Regions from separate parts of the Homo sapiens genome. Here region 2 is linked to region 1. Evidence: read pairs that join two places in POLR2A ChIA-PET (ENCODE). Cell type or tissue: Caco-2. All regions are shown on one strand. Links, peaks and the distances in the headings refer to the core of each region. The heading gives the core; the rest is flanking DNA.

Region 1 (6,788 bases), core at 2,432-4,931:
TTGATTTCATACCAGGCCTTCCACAGTGTTTGGGAGAATTTAGAGTTGCCAGAGAAATTAGCAGAGGCACGTAAGAACTTCCACACTGGGTCAGCCCTAGGATTTAGCAGCCCAGCATTGTACATCTGACAGTGATGCCAAGGAATGCTGTGGATGGATGGGCTGATGTCAAACTCCAGGATTAGAGACATCCTAAGACATTCTCATTATCCTTCATGACCCACGGTGCATCTGTCCTCCACAAATGTATCAAGCTTCTTGATAACATATTTCTATTTCCAGCTTGTACCATCTTTATGGACTAATGGGCTCCATGAGTTATATTTGCTAGGAGAGGGGTTTGCCTTCCCTTTACTGTCATCTCATCTGAAACATTTGACCTGCCTTTGTCTCTCACCTTCACCTATTTTCAGGGATATCAAAAGAGGACTTTGCTTTGGGAAAAATATGTGTGGACATGCTTTTGTTGCTTCCATCTGGCAAGGACAGTAGAAAGATTGAAACTGGAAGCCTTGGGGAAGAAGGAACCACAGAACTATAAAATAAAACAGGCAAACAAACAACAGAAAAAGAAACTGTGAGCCAAGGGTAGATGGCTGGCATCAAGGTAGATAGATCCAGTGGTTTTATTCTAACTTCCTCCCAGGGCAGATGTCGCACTTCTCAGCCAGGATCTATAATAGCCCCACAGCTTAGGAAGGAACAAGAAGAGGTAGAAATGAAATGGCTCCCAAAAGAAAAACCTCCCTTGGGTGGTATTTTAGGACATTAGCTCAGGCTGCCTTGTCCTCAGTCATCTCAGTGGCATTTAAGTAGCCCCTTGGGTTACAGATCACGGCAGGTGCTGGGAAGTGAAGAAGGCCATGCTAAAAATACTGGCCTCTTCTGGAACTCTGCCGGCAGCCCTGATGGAGCTCCCTCCTCAAGCAGCAGTACCTCAGCAAAAGAACAGTTTCCTCCGCCTTAAGCAGTAAGAAAAGTCTGGCTCCTTCCTCCACTGAAGTTCCTGAGGTAGAATGGTCCTCAGGACAAAATACTCAGAGAAGCATTTCTATTGAGGAACAGCAATTTCTATCAAAGCAAGAAAACAGGTTCTCTTAAGAACTCAGGGTCCCAGAAGAAAGTGCTAAACCCTGGGGTACAAGGTTTTGCTTTTAGCACACTCATCCTGATGCTGTCATGAGAGGTGAGTAGGAGGAGGTAACGAACTTGTAAGTGCTTTTTAAACTACACATATATAAGAGAATATCACCATTCTTCAGACAGCTAAATTCCCCCACATATAGAGCTTGATTAAACCTACATGTTAACCAATTAAACCTTGGGGAAATGGGTTTTGCTAGTCTGCCAAGAAAGGGTCTTTACAAAACCAAAAGAAAGCCCATTGCTTACTTTTAATAACCTAGGCCCACCCATAGGCCTCTAAATCAAATAACCTCCACTGAGAATTAAGCTGTTAGCACTAGGTCTGGCATAGGTGCAGAAACAAAAGTTTAGAAATCCTAATCTTGAATTTACCTAACACGGCTGCCTCCTAGAGCCTGAGTGGGTTGTAGCGAGACCTCAAGTAGAGGAGAGGCACCTGGGCCATCCGCCTCCATGGGCTTTTTTTTTTTTGCATCGAATTTCATGGTCTGCAAAGTAAGGGTGGGGCTTTACTTGCCATTCAGGAGGTTGCAAAGGTCACCTCCACATATGTTCCTGTTAAGGACATCAGCAGAAACTTGAGAAGCAAGTATAAAAATATAAAAATGAGCAGGTGGCATTCAATAGGAAAAGAATGCAGGGTTTGCTGGGAAGTCATGATTGAAACCAGTCCAAGGCTCCGACGTGGCCTTCAAGGCTCTGGACTGCGAAGTCTGTACAGACGCTTTCGTTTCTGCGCAGGCTGGGTCTTAAGGAGGCACTAGTTGCTGTTTTGCCCCAAATTTTCTCTTCATTTTCCCCCCAAACATACTGCCTGGGTTAACTGGTGGCTCATTCCTTTGCAAACCCAAGGGTTTTAAGGGAATCAAGTGTAGATATCTATTGATTACCCCAAATCTCCATTAAAGCTACTGGGAATAAAATTAACATACTCACCTTTCTATCTTCAAGATGTCCTTATTATCCCTCCTTTGGTCATAAACACAAGAGTGGAAAAAGATTTTGGTGGCTTAACAACATTTTCTCACTAGGTTCTCCCATCACTGAGAGTGGGTGGGAGGGTTTAGGAGCCCAGGCTTCTGTTGTGAGCTGGCCCATGCAGGTCAGGGCAACCCTTCAATCTTAGCCTCATTAGTATCATGTTTTAACCACGTTCTGCGTGTAGAAACGACCTTAGCGACCCCCCCCTTCCCCTTATAATGTATTGCTTTTAAATATGAAATAAGGCCAGGCGCGGTGGCTCACGGCTGTAATCCCAGCACTTTGGGAGGCCCAGGTGGGCAGATCACCTGAGGTGAGGAGTTCGAGACCAGCCTGGCCAACATGGTAAAACCCCATCTCTACTAAAAATACAAAAATTAGCTGGGTGTGGCGGCGCATGCCTGTAATCCCAGCTACTCGGGAGGCTGAGGCAGGAGAATCGCTTGAACCCGGGAGGTGGAGGTTGCAGTGAGCGGAGATAGTGCCACTGCACTCCCGCCTAGGCAACAGAGCAAGACGCCGTCTCAAAAATAATAATAATAAAAATAACATAAAATAAATATGAAATCAAACTGAACCTAAAAACAGGCTGGGAATGAATGAATGAAAAGGGCATTGTTACTGAGAGTTCAGATATCTGCATTTTTGTTCCTGCACTGCCACCTCCCAGCTGAGTGGTCTTGAACCAGTTACTGCCCTTGGTGTGTGTGGTTTTGTTTTGGTTTAGGTTTTTTTTCTTTTCAAGACAGGATCTCATTCTGTCACCCAGGCTAGAGTACAGTGGCACACTCACTGCAACCTCAAACTCCTGGGTTCAAGCGATCCTCCTGCCTCAGGCTGCCGAGTAGCTGGGACCGCAGGTGTGAATTACCATGCCCCGCTAATTTTTAAAGTTTTTTGGAGAGATGGGGGGAAGCTCTACAAATTTGCCCAGGCTGGTTTTGACCTCCTGGCTTCAAGTGATCCTCCTGCTTTGGCCTCCCAAAGTGCTGGGATTACAAGCATGAGCCACTGTGCTCGGCCTGGTTTTCTCATGTACAGAGTGAAAATCAGAGAACTCATCCTGATGCTGTCATAAGAGGTTGGGAGGAGGAGGTAATGAACTTGAAAGTGCTTTATAAACTATACAAACATGAAGGAATATCGCCTTTCTTAAGACAGCTAAATCTGCCACACTTGGAGCTTGATTAAATCTACACTGAGTTGCTACTGTTGAGAGACAGACAATAAGAGGTAAGGCAGGAAAACTCCTATGCCTTTTTTTTTTTGTACTGGGACAATCATTTTGCCCATGCAAACATTCCAGGTAATAAGCGTGCTCAAGGGCCTCTCCAAAGAATCAGGACCAGCTGTGTGTTACTAAACAATAAAGGCAGGCACGCCTTGAAAATGGCCTAAAGACCTTTCTCAGAGATCCAAACCAGCCCCACCCCCCGCCCCCAGGAAGCATAGCATATTTTCTGTGAGGCCTTGATGGTAGCATCACAAACCCTTGGGAAACACAACTCCCAGTGTTTGAGGAGAGCATGCCGTATCTTGTTCCAGGGACACTGAGTCGTGAGCATAAAACGCTGCATTCCAAAAGAGACGAAGAAGCAGTCGTCTCTCCATTTAATTATAGATTCTTCACTTTCCCTTAATTGCTTCAGTCAGCACTGTTGACTCTGGGGGAGTCACAGTACACCGGCAGGGCTATTGCTGTTAAACAAGGGGTGACTATCAGGTAATGAGGTTTTCATTTTGTTTTTTCAAACAAACAAACCCTGATGTACATATTCAAGTGGGCATTCCTGTTAAAGGTGTCACATTGGGAAATGATGCTCATGTTGACTCTCCTTTGTAACCAAATATTGATAAATGTAGTATGACACATACAAGTGTTTTATGGAAGGAAAAAGGCAGCATATTTAATATTAAAGCTTTCCTAGAAAACCCGAGATATGTGATCCTCATAACTATAGAGGGCCCCAGGTGACCAACTGAGCTGATGGTCATGCCATGGGAAATACATATTAAATGACTCCCAAAGAGAGGGTTCTCCCTGCATCATACATAGACACTTTTCCTACAGAAAAAGATCCATGTCTTTTGTCTGCTTCCCTGGATCCCATAAGCCCTAAATGTCTTGCACACAAAAGGTGTCCAATAAATATTTGGAGACATTTGTCTTACCCTATCACAATACTTATATTCATTCTTCATGAAATAAGACACAGAGCCCATATTTTGAATGGAAACAAGATCTTTTGAACCTAGATTTGTTACTTTACCTTCCCAGACTTTCTTGTAAGTCAGTAAGAAAGCTGGACTTGTCAGTCATAAAAAAAATTGTTCAACAAACATTCATTGAGAAATGACTGAATACCAGGCACTGGAGAAATCTGGAAATTCCAAGCATGTTCGTGGTGATCACGTAGAGCCTCTAGGCCAAGAATGTTGAATGTTGTGCAGGCTGTCATGCCACCATGATTTGGTAAGCTTTTTACTTTCAAGGAATATAGACTCGCTTATGTAACCTCAAGAAATACAGGGGGTTATTATAAGGACCCCTGGAACTGAAATTTGGTCATATTCTCCCAATCTCTTTCTCTAAATGGTGCTTCTGTTTATCTTGATATGCCTGCTTCATTCTTTCTCTATAATCACTTCTCTGCTTTTTCATAACTTAGCTGATGCATGCCTATTGTGCTGTATTAGTCAGGAGAAGCTAGTTATGCTTCAGTAACAAACAACCCCCAATCTCAGTGGCCTAAAATAACAAAGATTTATATCTTATTCTCACTACATGTCCACCAAGGGTTAGTTGGGGGGAAAGAGGGAGCCACTTGAAAACCCACAATGACAGAGCAGCCACAGTCTTGAAAAATGAACATGGTTAGTCGTGAGCTCTTTAAGTATCCACCAGAAGTCATTTCTGCTCACGTTTCCTTGGCCAAAGCAAGTCAAATGGCCACAGCCAACTTAATTGGGTGGGATGTACAATGCTACCACGACATTGACTGGGGAGAAAACCTAAAAAATTGTGAATAACCTTAATCACTTTTACACGTGGCATTTCCAGCCCGACACTGCAATCCCTTTTTGTTTCAGCAGCCACGGCTAGTGATTCCCATTTTTCACGTTCCTTAATTCAAACTGCAATGAAAGAAGCTGAGTGGCCCAGTTCATCATTGCCTGACAAGCCACAACGCCAAGTCCCTGGTTAGTATTTAGATCCATCCTTGAGTTGTGGCCAATCAGCCAGAGAACAGGGATACACACTACATACAGCCTGTGACTGTCCAGCCTACCTCTGGAGAGGACCAGGAGACCTGTTCACTACAGAAGAATGTGTTATTTAAGTCATGACGTTTTGCTTGTCCTAGCTTTGTCTTAGCCCTTGGTGACAAAAAGGTCATGGGTGGTATAGCCCATGAAGCTGACTTGGGCCTGACACATGGCAGAATCTCAACATGGGTTAAAAGAAATGATTGAATTCAGGACCTGCTATGTTAACCCATCAGTCTAGAGATCAATGATGTGGTACTAAGGGATTTTAAAAGTTAGCGTTGTATAGCTCCATTTCCATACTTTGACACCATAGGCTTCGACCTCTGAATATAGGCCCTAGGTGAGGGAGTCTGGGAGAGGAAGAGGTGAAAAGAAGAGACATCGATGGCTTTAAACTACACAATAAGGTCTGAATGTCTGAATCTGGAATTCAAGGCCCTTTATCATACAGCCCCAAGCTTCCTTTCCAGTCTCATGCCCCCATTCACCCCCAAAATCCTACTGTCCAACCACCACCAAACATTCCTTTTTCTTTCCTTGGCGCATACAACGGCCCTCCTCTCTAGCTAACTGCTACCCTTCCTTTAAAATCAGTTTAAAAGCCATCACCTTTTCAGAGAATTTTTTCCCATCTGCTCTGACCTAGTCATTTCTATTTCTTCCTCGTGTGAATTCTTAACACCTTTCTCATGCCAAACACCTGGAGGACATAGACCTGTGCTACTCATTCTTTGGATTCCAGAGCCTAGTACCTGCCTAGTATATAGCAGGTACTCAACAACCGTGTGTTTAATAAATTGCTTGTAGCATGATTTCATTTAAGGAAACTTTAATGAGTCCCTCGGCTACATATGGCACAGTAAGAAAAGAAAAGTCAGTAACATGTGGTCCCGCAAGGAGTTTCTCTAGTTCAGTTGCCTCTTTTTATAAGTGAGAAAAAAGGCTTAGAGAGATTGTAACATGGCTAAGGTCACACTGCAAGGAAGTGACCAGGCCAGGTCTGGATCCCTGGAACTGACTCCTAACTCCCTATTCTTGCCTCCTCTGCTGAGCTCCAACCTGGGGAGTCAGCTCCCTGGAGTCCACGCATCTGGATATCGTCCACATGCCTGGAACTTTGTCACTGTTCCGGTGGCTGGGTTGACACACCGTGATTAAAGGGCTCTGGTCAATTTCTGTGCCACGCAGCCCCTATGCTAATGGTCAGATCTAATGTTCTGACCATTAGGTCAGTGTATCTTTTCCCTCCTGGGCAGTTAGGTTAGTGGAAGAAACCCGATAAAATCTTGGAGAGGAATTTGATCATTCTCTGAAGGACTTACAAGTTGTTTGGCCTGCCTAATCTGCTCAGATACCGTCCGGGGAATATTTGGTAACCATGCAGTACAGAC
Region 2 (6,788 bases), core at 2,307-4,806, 380 kb after region 1:
GAGGATGGCACAACTGAGTCCCAGCAGCCACTTATGCACTACTTACTGAGAACATGGTGCCCTGCCCAACCCACAAAGCCAATGTCATTCTGTCCAAACCCCCTAAAACGGGAGTTTTGGAAATGCCAAGGATTTCGTCTCCAGGTGCTCCATGTGGACAAGCTCTGCTCTCTGTGGGAGGATGGCATGAAATCATGTCTATGCCTTTTGCAAATAACAAAGAGCTCCACAAAGTGTAAGGGATGATAACTGTGTTTCCCAGCACAAGCCACATCCCTTACAACTCCGCGGGCACTGAAGGACTATCCGCAGGTCTTGTGTTTTGATATTTGGGCAGATTGCCTGGCTCATCTGCGTGGTTTTTCAGCCTGTGCTTTCTTTGCAGACAAGACTGGGATTTAATCACATCAAAGTGGAGAGAGGCCTCAGCTAGGGTCTGGCATGGGCTGTGACAATGTCATTCAGATTCTGAACTTGTTCTTACACTTACCTGGTGCACACTCCTAAGGGAATTTTGGCAGCTCCAAAAAGGAGAAAAACATGGCTTTTGATCCTGGACCACCGTTTGCTCTCATATTGTGGGAGAGCAATTATTAACTTGTCTTCACTTGACATTTAAAAATGTCTTAGTATCTGGTTTTTATTAACAATATCCCACCAGACAGAGCAAGACAAATGAAAGAAAAAGCTTTGAACATTATCTTAGGGACCAGCTGGAGGAAAATAGAAAAAGAAGAATCTTATTAACATGTAATAATAGCTCCCCTCCACGGCACACATTCTCATTTTAGCCTCACAATCACATAGGGAGCTATTATCACCCTTTTAAAAATAAATGCACCCATTATTGAAATAACTAATATTTTATCTGATTTTTAAATGAAAAATAAACTAAGCTTCGTGTCCAGATTTATCAGTGCAGTGGCTTTGGGGACGCGTCTCTCACCACCAAAACAGGAGCTCTGGTAAATGTGTTGGTTTCATGATTCTTGTTATTTTTTCTGGAGATTTTCCATCTGTTCTTCCTTTGGCAGGCTCACACCTAACATTTGCAGGGGCTGGGATGAGAATGTAAATGGGGGCTCCCTGGCCCACGGCTCATGCCACTTCTCTACTTACCCCGGTTCCGTTTCTTACCACCGAGGGCTTTGCATGCATGTATGCAAACAACTCTGTCCAAGCTCCAACCATGTGCTTTCACCAGCAAACAGCTGTCCCTTGACCACCTCTTGGGCCCCTAGGTGTGTACATCAGATGCACTTCCCACCTTTGGGAGGATGGATTTGGGAAACAGTTCAACAAGTCCCTTGAAGAGGGCTTGGGGTCACTTCAGCAGAGAATGCCAGGACCCTCAGAGACCCCCAGGGATCTGGGGAGTGTTCCTTGTCCTTGGCTTCCCTTGGCTGCTTGTTCTCACTCCACAGCGAGGGGCAAAGCCAGAGAAATGCAGAGGGTGCCGAACAAGGACCTCAGCTGCCCTGATCTGGGGTTGATGCTGCCTTTGTACTTAGCACTGCCTGCCAATGGCAGGCCACCTCTGCTGAAAGACAAGGGCAGAGGGTTTGGCCACCTTAGGCCTAGCGACATCTCTGGACCCAGTGAGAAACTCCAATGTCGAATTCAGAGGGACTGAATGTCCCCTCCCGCTAAAAATTCTTCTGATGCTAAAACCGTGTCTGAGCTGTGTTTTGTTTGATAGTTTTTTCCCTAAGGCTGAAATGCCCTAGTTCTTACTTTGTATTAACAAGGCAGCTTTCAGTTGGAAAATCTCAAAGCAACTAGGAACCGCTTCACAGACAAAGCAGGGACAAGAGAGGCTCTCCAAGTTCAGGGATTGGGCAAAGGACAAGATGTCCCTCCTGCCCCTTCCTCTGACAATGAAGCCTCGCTCCCTGGGAAAGGCAGAAGAGTCACTGCTGGGTGCAGGTGCATGGTGAGCTCTGGGTCTGGAAGCCCTAAGACCTGAATGAGCACATCAGATTTTGGGTTTATAAGGACCCAGAATTTCCAAGAGAAAATAAGCCCTTACACTTTCAGGAGAACCAATGTGCAGCCATGGCAAGGAGCTAGATTTTCCTAAAGCAAGCAGCCTCAAACTTCAGAGCCTCAAAGCAGTAAGCCAAATCTATCAGTAGGAAAATGAGGATGGAGTTTCAAAAAGAAAATGGGAACTCATTTAAACTGGCCAAAGGCATTCATGTTTGATACCAGATACGCAGTTTCTAAGAAGTCAGTGCATCCGTGCTAAATAAGATGAAAGTACTTAACTCAGGGCTTCTCAGGGTTTTCTACTGAAGCGTCTCTAATGGCAGACAGAGCCCAGTGGCTTTGCACCCAGAAACCCAGGACCATGGCTCAAAGATACTTATAGAAAATGCAAAATTTCTTCCAAGGTTTGTGTTTTGTTTTCAAAATGTATACAATTGTACATTTAGTTTCGTTTTTTAAAAATCTCCATTTGGGCCAGGCGCGGTGGCTCACGCCTGTAATCCCAGCACTTTGGGAGGCTGAGGTGGGCAGATCACCTGAGGTCAGGAGTTTAAAACAAGCCTGGCCAACCTGGTGAAACCCCGTCTCTACTAAAAATACAAAAATTAGCTGGGCGTGATGGCAGGCGCCTGTAATCCCGGCTACTCGGGAGGCTGAAGCAGGAGAATCATTTGAACCTGAGAGGTGGAGGTTGCAGTGAGCCGAGACTGCGCCACTGCACTCCAGCCTGGGTGACAGAGCGAAACTCTGTCTCAAAAAAAAAAAAAAAAAAAAAAATCCCCATTTGTTTAGCGGAAGGCGTAAAGCTGATAAGTCCATCAGATCATCAGACATGAGGCTTCTACTTCTGAAGGGAGGTCTGAAACAGGTAAACGAATTCAGGTTTTTCTAACCAGGTATTGTGACTGATGAATGATCTAAAAAAGCTGGCTTCAACCAAGACACATGTGATGTCTGATGTTGAGGTTTCTGGTTTTTAGCTATAACTCTTTTATGTTTGCTTCGAGCCTTGGCCTGGTCTAGTACCCCTGCTGGCCTTGTCTGACAAGTACCTGAAGTCAGAGGGAGGCCTCAGTCTACCTTTGTGAGAAGGTGGACCAGGTGGAGCAGCTTGGAAAAGGGGTCCCAAGGTGGCCAACAGTGACCGATAGAGAGGCAGCAAGCCAACACCTGGCAAACAAGCTCAACATCACTTGAGAAACAGAAACTGTTCCCTTCTCAGGACTTCAAGAAGTACTGCAGAGGGGGACAGACTGACTTACTGAAGTCAGGTCACGTGAGAGTGTGGAGCATGTCAAGGCTGTGACTAGCATATATGATGCTCTTATGCAAACCACACAAAAGGAGCTCATCTGAACAATGAATTACGAAATGCACCCCTTTCTTCCACACTGCACATGTTACCAGGCTGGTTCAAGCCCCCACCTGTCCCCTTGCTTAGCTGCCTTTGTGCACTGCACAGCCTGCATTTGCAGAACAGTACTGGTTGGATGTTGATATGGATCTGTGTCCCCGTCATATCTCATGTTGAATTGTAATCCCCAATGTTGGAGGTGGGGCCTGGTGGGAGATGATTGGATCATGGGCACAGCTCCCTCGTGGCTTTGTGCTGTCCTTGCAATAGTGGGTGAGTTTTCACGAGATCTGGTTGTTTAAAAGTGTGTGGCACCTCCCTGCCACTGGTTCTCTTGCTCCCGCTCCCACCATGTGAGATGCCTGCTACCCCTTCACCTTCTGCCATGATTGGAAGCTTCCTGAGGCCTCCCCAGGAGCCAAACAGATGCCAGCATCATGCTTCTTATATGGCCTGAAGAACAGTGAGCCAATTAAACCTCTTTTTTTATATATTACCCAGTCTCAGATATTTCCTTATAGCAATGCAGGAATGGCCTAACACAGATGTTAAACAGAAGGTGACGCTAGAAATTGGAGACCGTGTAAAAACTTGGGTTTCAAAAATAATGTTTATGCCAGGCTCACGCCTGTAATCCCAACACTTTGTGGGGGCTGAGGTAGGAGGACTGCTTGAGTCCAAGAGTTTGAGACTAGCCTGGGCAACATAGGGAGACCCTATCTCTACAAAAAAATTTTTAGTTAGCCAAGTATGGTGGCACACGCCTGCAGTCCCAGCTACTTGGGAGGCTGAGGTGGGAGGACGGCTTAAGCCTGGGAGGTTGAGGCTGCTGTGAGCCGAATTCACACCATTACACTCCAGCCTGGATGACAGAGCAAGACCTCATCACCAAAAAAAAAAAAAAAAAAAAATTAGAAAAAAAAATTCCCTTGAAATCTTCCAGTAACATCGGTGCTCTAGACCAGGCGTCGGCCAGCTATAACCTGCAGACTTAAGCCTGCGAGGCTTAAATCCAACTTAGCACCTGTTTTTGTAAATAATGTTTTATTGGAACAACAACGATGCCTATTCACTTGGATATTGTCATGGCTGCTTTGACGCTATGACAGCAGTTAGATAGTTGCTACAGAAACTATGTAGCCTGAAAAGCCTAAAATATTTACTACTGGTCCTTTATAGTCAAAGTTTGTTAAACCTTGCTCTAAAGAGAGACACCATGTTTTTCCTGTGGCTTTGCATCCCTGTTGACACACTGCTGAATCCTTCTAGAAAATAACTGTAGCCCGTGGCTGGGCGCAGTGGCTCATGCCTGCAATCCCTGCATTTTGGGAAGCAGAGGCGGGAGGATCACTTGAGCCTAGGAGTTTGAGACCAGCCTGGACAACATGGTGCAACTCTGTCTCTACTAAAAATACAAAAAATTTTAACCAGGTGTGGTGGCGTGTGCCTGTAGTCCCAACTACTAGGGACGCTGAAGTGGGAGGATCAGTTGAGCCCTGGAGGTCGAGGCTACAGTGAGCCATGATCGTGCCACTGCACTCCAGCCTGGGCATTGGAGTGAGACCATGTCTCAAGAAAAGAAGAAAGAAAGAAAAAGAAAGGAGAAGAAAAGAAGAAAGAAAAAGAGAGTGAGAGAGGAAGGAAGGAAGGAGGGAAGGAAGGAAGGAAAGGAGGAAGGGGAAGGAAAGGAGGGAGGGCCGGGTATGGTGGCTCATGCCTGTAATCCCAACACTTTGGGAGGCCAAGGCGGGTGGATCATCTGAGGTCAGGAGTTCAAGACCAGCCTGGCGAACATGGCAAAACCCCGTCGCTACTAAAAATACAAAATTAGCCGGGCATGGTGGTGGGCGTGTGTAATCCCAGTTACTTGGGAGGCTGAGGCAGGAGAATCACTTGAACCCTGGAGGTGGAGATTGCAGTGAGTCACGATGTGCCACTGCACTCCAGCCTGGGCAATAGAGTGAAACTCCGTCTCAAAAAAAAAAAAAAAAAGGAAGGAAGAAAGGAGAGAAAGAAAAGGAAGAAAAAAAGAAAGAAAGAAGAGGAGAGGAGGGGAGAGAAGAGAAGAGAAGAGAAGAAGGAAGGCAGGGAGAGGGAGAGAGAGAGAGAGAGATAAAGAAAAGAAAGAAAAGAAAAGAAAGGAAGAAAGCAGGCAGGCTGGGCGCCGTGGCTCACGTCTGTAATTCCAACACTTTGGGAGGCCGAGGCGGGCGGATCACGACGTAGGGAGATCCAGACCATCCTAGCTAACACAGCGAAACCCCGTCTGTACTAAAAATACAAAAAAAAAAAAAAAAAAAGAAAAGAAAAGAAAGAAAAAAATTAGCCGGGCGTGGTCGCGGGCGCCTGTAGTCCCAGCTACTCGCGAGGCTGAGGCGGGAGAATGGCTGCGTGAACCCAGGAGGCGGAGCTTGCAGTGAGCGGAGATCGCGCCACTGCACTGCAGCCTGGGCGACAGAGCAAGACTCCGTCGAAAGATAGAGACAGAGAGAGAGAGAGAATCACAAAGCCTAGACTGACTATTGATCACTGAGCCTTGCTGACAGTAAGGAAACACCAAATCCATTGCTGTAGGTTTCACTTCCCGAATAAAGAATTGATGACTGGAGAAAGTAAAGTGTTTGCTTTAGTGGGTTTTGCTGAAAACCATTGACTTATTGTCTTTCTTTCTTCACTCCCTGACCCTCGGCCCACACCCAAGTGTCACAGAGCCCTTCCAACTGCCTTCCACATGGTGTTCCCATCACCAGCCAGTTTCAGGTCTTAGCACATCTATCCCCAGTCTATTTCTGGAGCCTCCTAACTAGTTTCCCTGCCTCCAATTTTCTTCCTTTCCCCTCTCTCCCTCCTACAATTGCCAAATTAATCTTCCTAAAACAGTGCTGTCACTCCCTTCCTTCAATAACTACGCACTCACTGCCTGCATGCCTACAGCAAGAATGTCAACCCTGCTAGGTGACAGAATGACCTAAATTCAAATTCCGATGCCCAGGCCCCACTCCCCATCCCACCATAGAATCTGATTCGTAGAACTGGTCTTGGACCCCAGCCTGTGTGTTTTTAAAAGATTGGGCATAAGTGATTTTGAGGCACAACCAAGGATGAAACGATTGGCTTACAGACATGGTTCAAACTCCTTAACCCGCCCTCAACCCACTCCTCCAAACCTACTCCCAGTGCTATTCGAATTAAGAATTAACCCCCGCCCCGAAGACTTGAATGAAGGGCTAGGGTTGAAGCAGCTTCTGCAGGGGCTTCACCCAAAGCCCCCACCAAGCACACACAACCAGCAAAGTGGATGATCAGAGAAAAGACCAGCTCGAAGATACAACAGATACAAAGACAGGAAAAACAGATGCCTGGACCCTGCTTCCGTTCCTGAGTTTATTATATCTGAAGAAAGGTGTTCACAGGCCTAAGATTTAGTGGGCAATGGAATCGTGAA

What was found. ChIA-PET counts read pairs that join two places held together with the same protein. Peaks named below come from ENCODE experiments on the same cell type or tissue, not always from the same donor. Only the 100,000 strongest peaks of a DNase experiment are listed, where the experiment ranks them.
Region 2: POLR2A ChIA-PET joins it to region 1 with 12 read pairs; 3 of 35 experiments call an interaction of 5 or more read pairs at or near these places.

Annotation. Positions count from the first base shown.
Region 1 is chr15:63,034,604-63,041,391 of GRCh38, forward strand. No RefSeq gene overlaps it. Among named protein-coding and RNA genes, the nearest start is that of TPM1, 4.7 kb to the right of the region's middle. In Caco-2, for the core only: no CTCF peak of the experiment used is centred there; a DNase peak (open chromatin) is centred at 3,548.
Region 2 is chr15:63,411,718-63,418,505 of GRCh38, forward strand. The region is part of intron 4 of LINC02568 (long intergenic non-protein coding RNA 2568); the gene reads left to right. Among named protein-coding and RNA genes, the nearest start is that of LINC02568, 25 kb to the left of the region's middle. In Caco-2, for the core only: no CTCF peak of the experiment used is centred there; no DNase peak of the experiment used is centred there.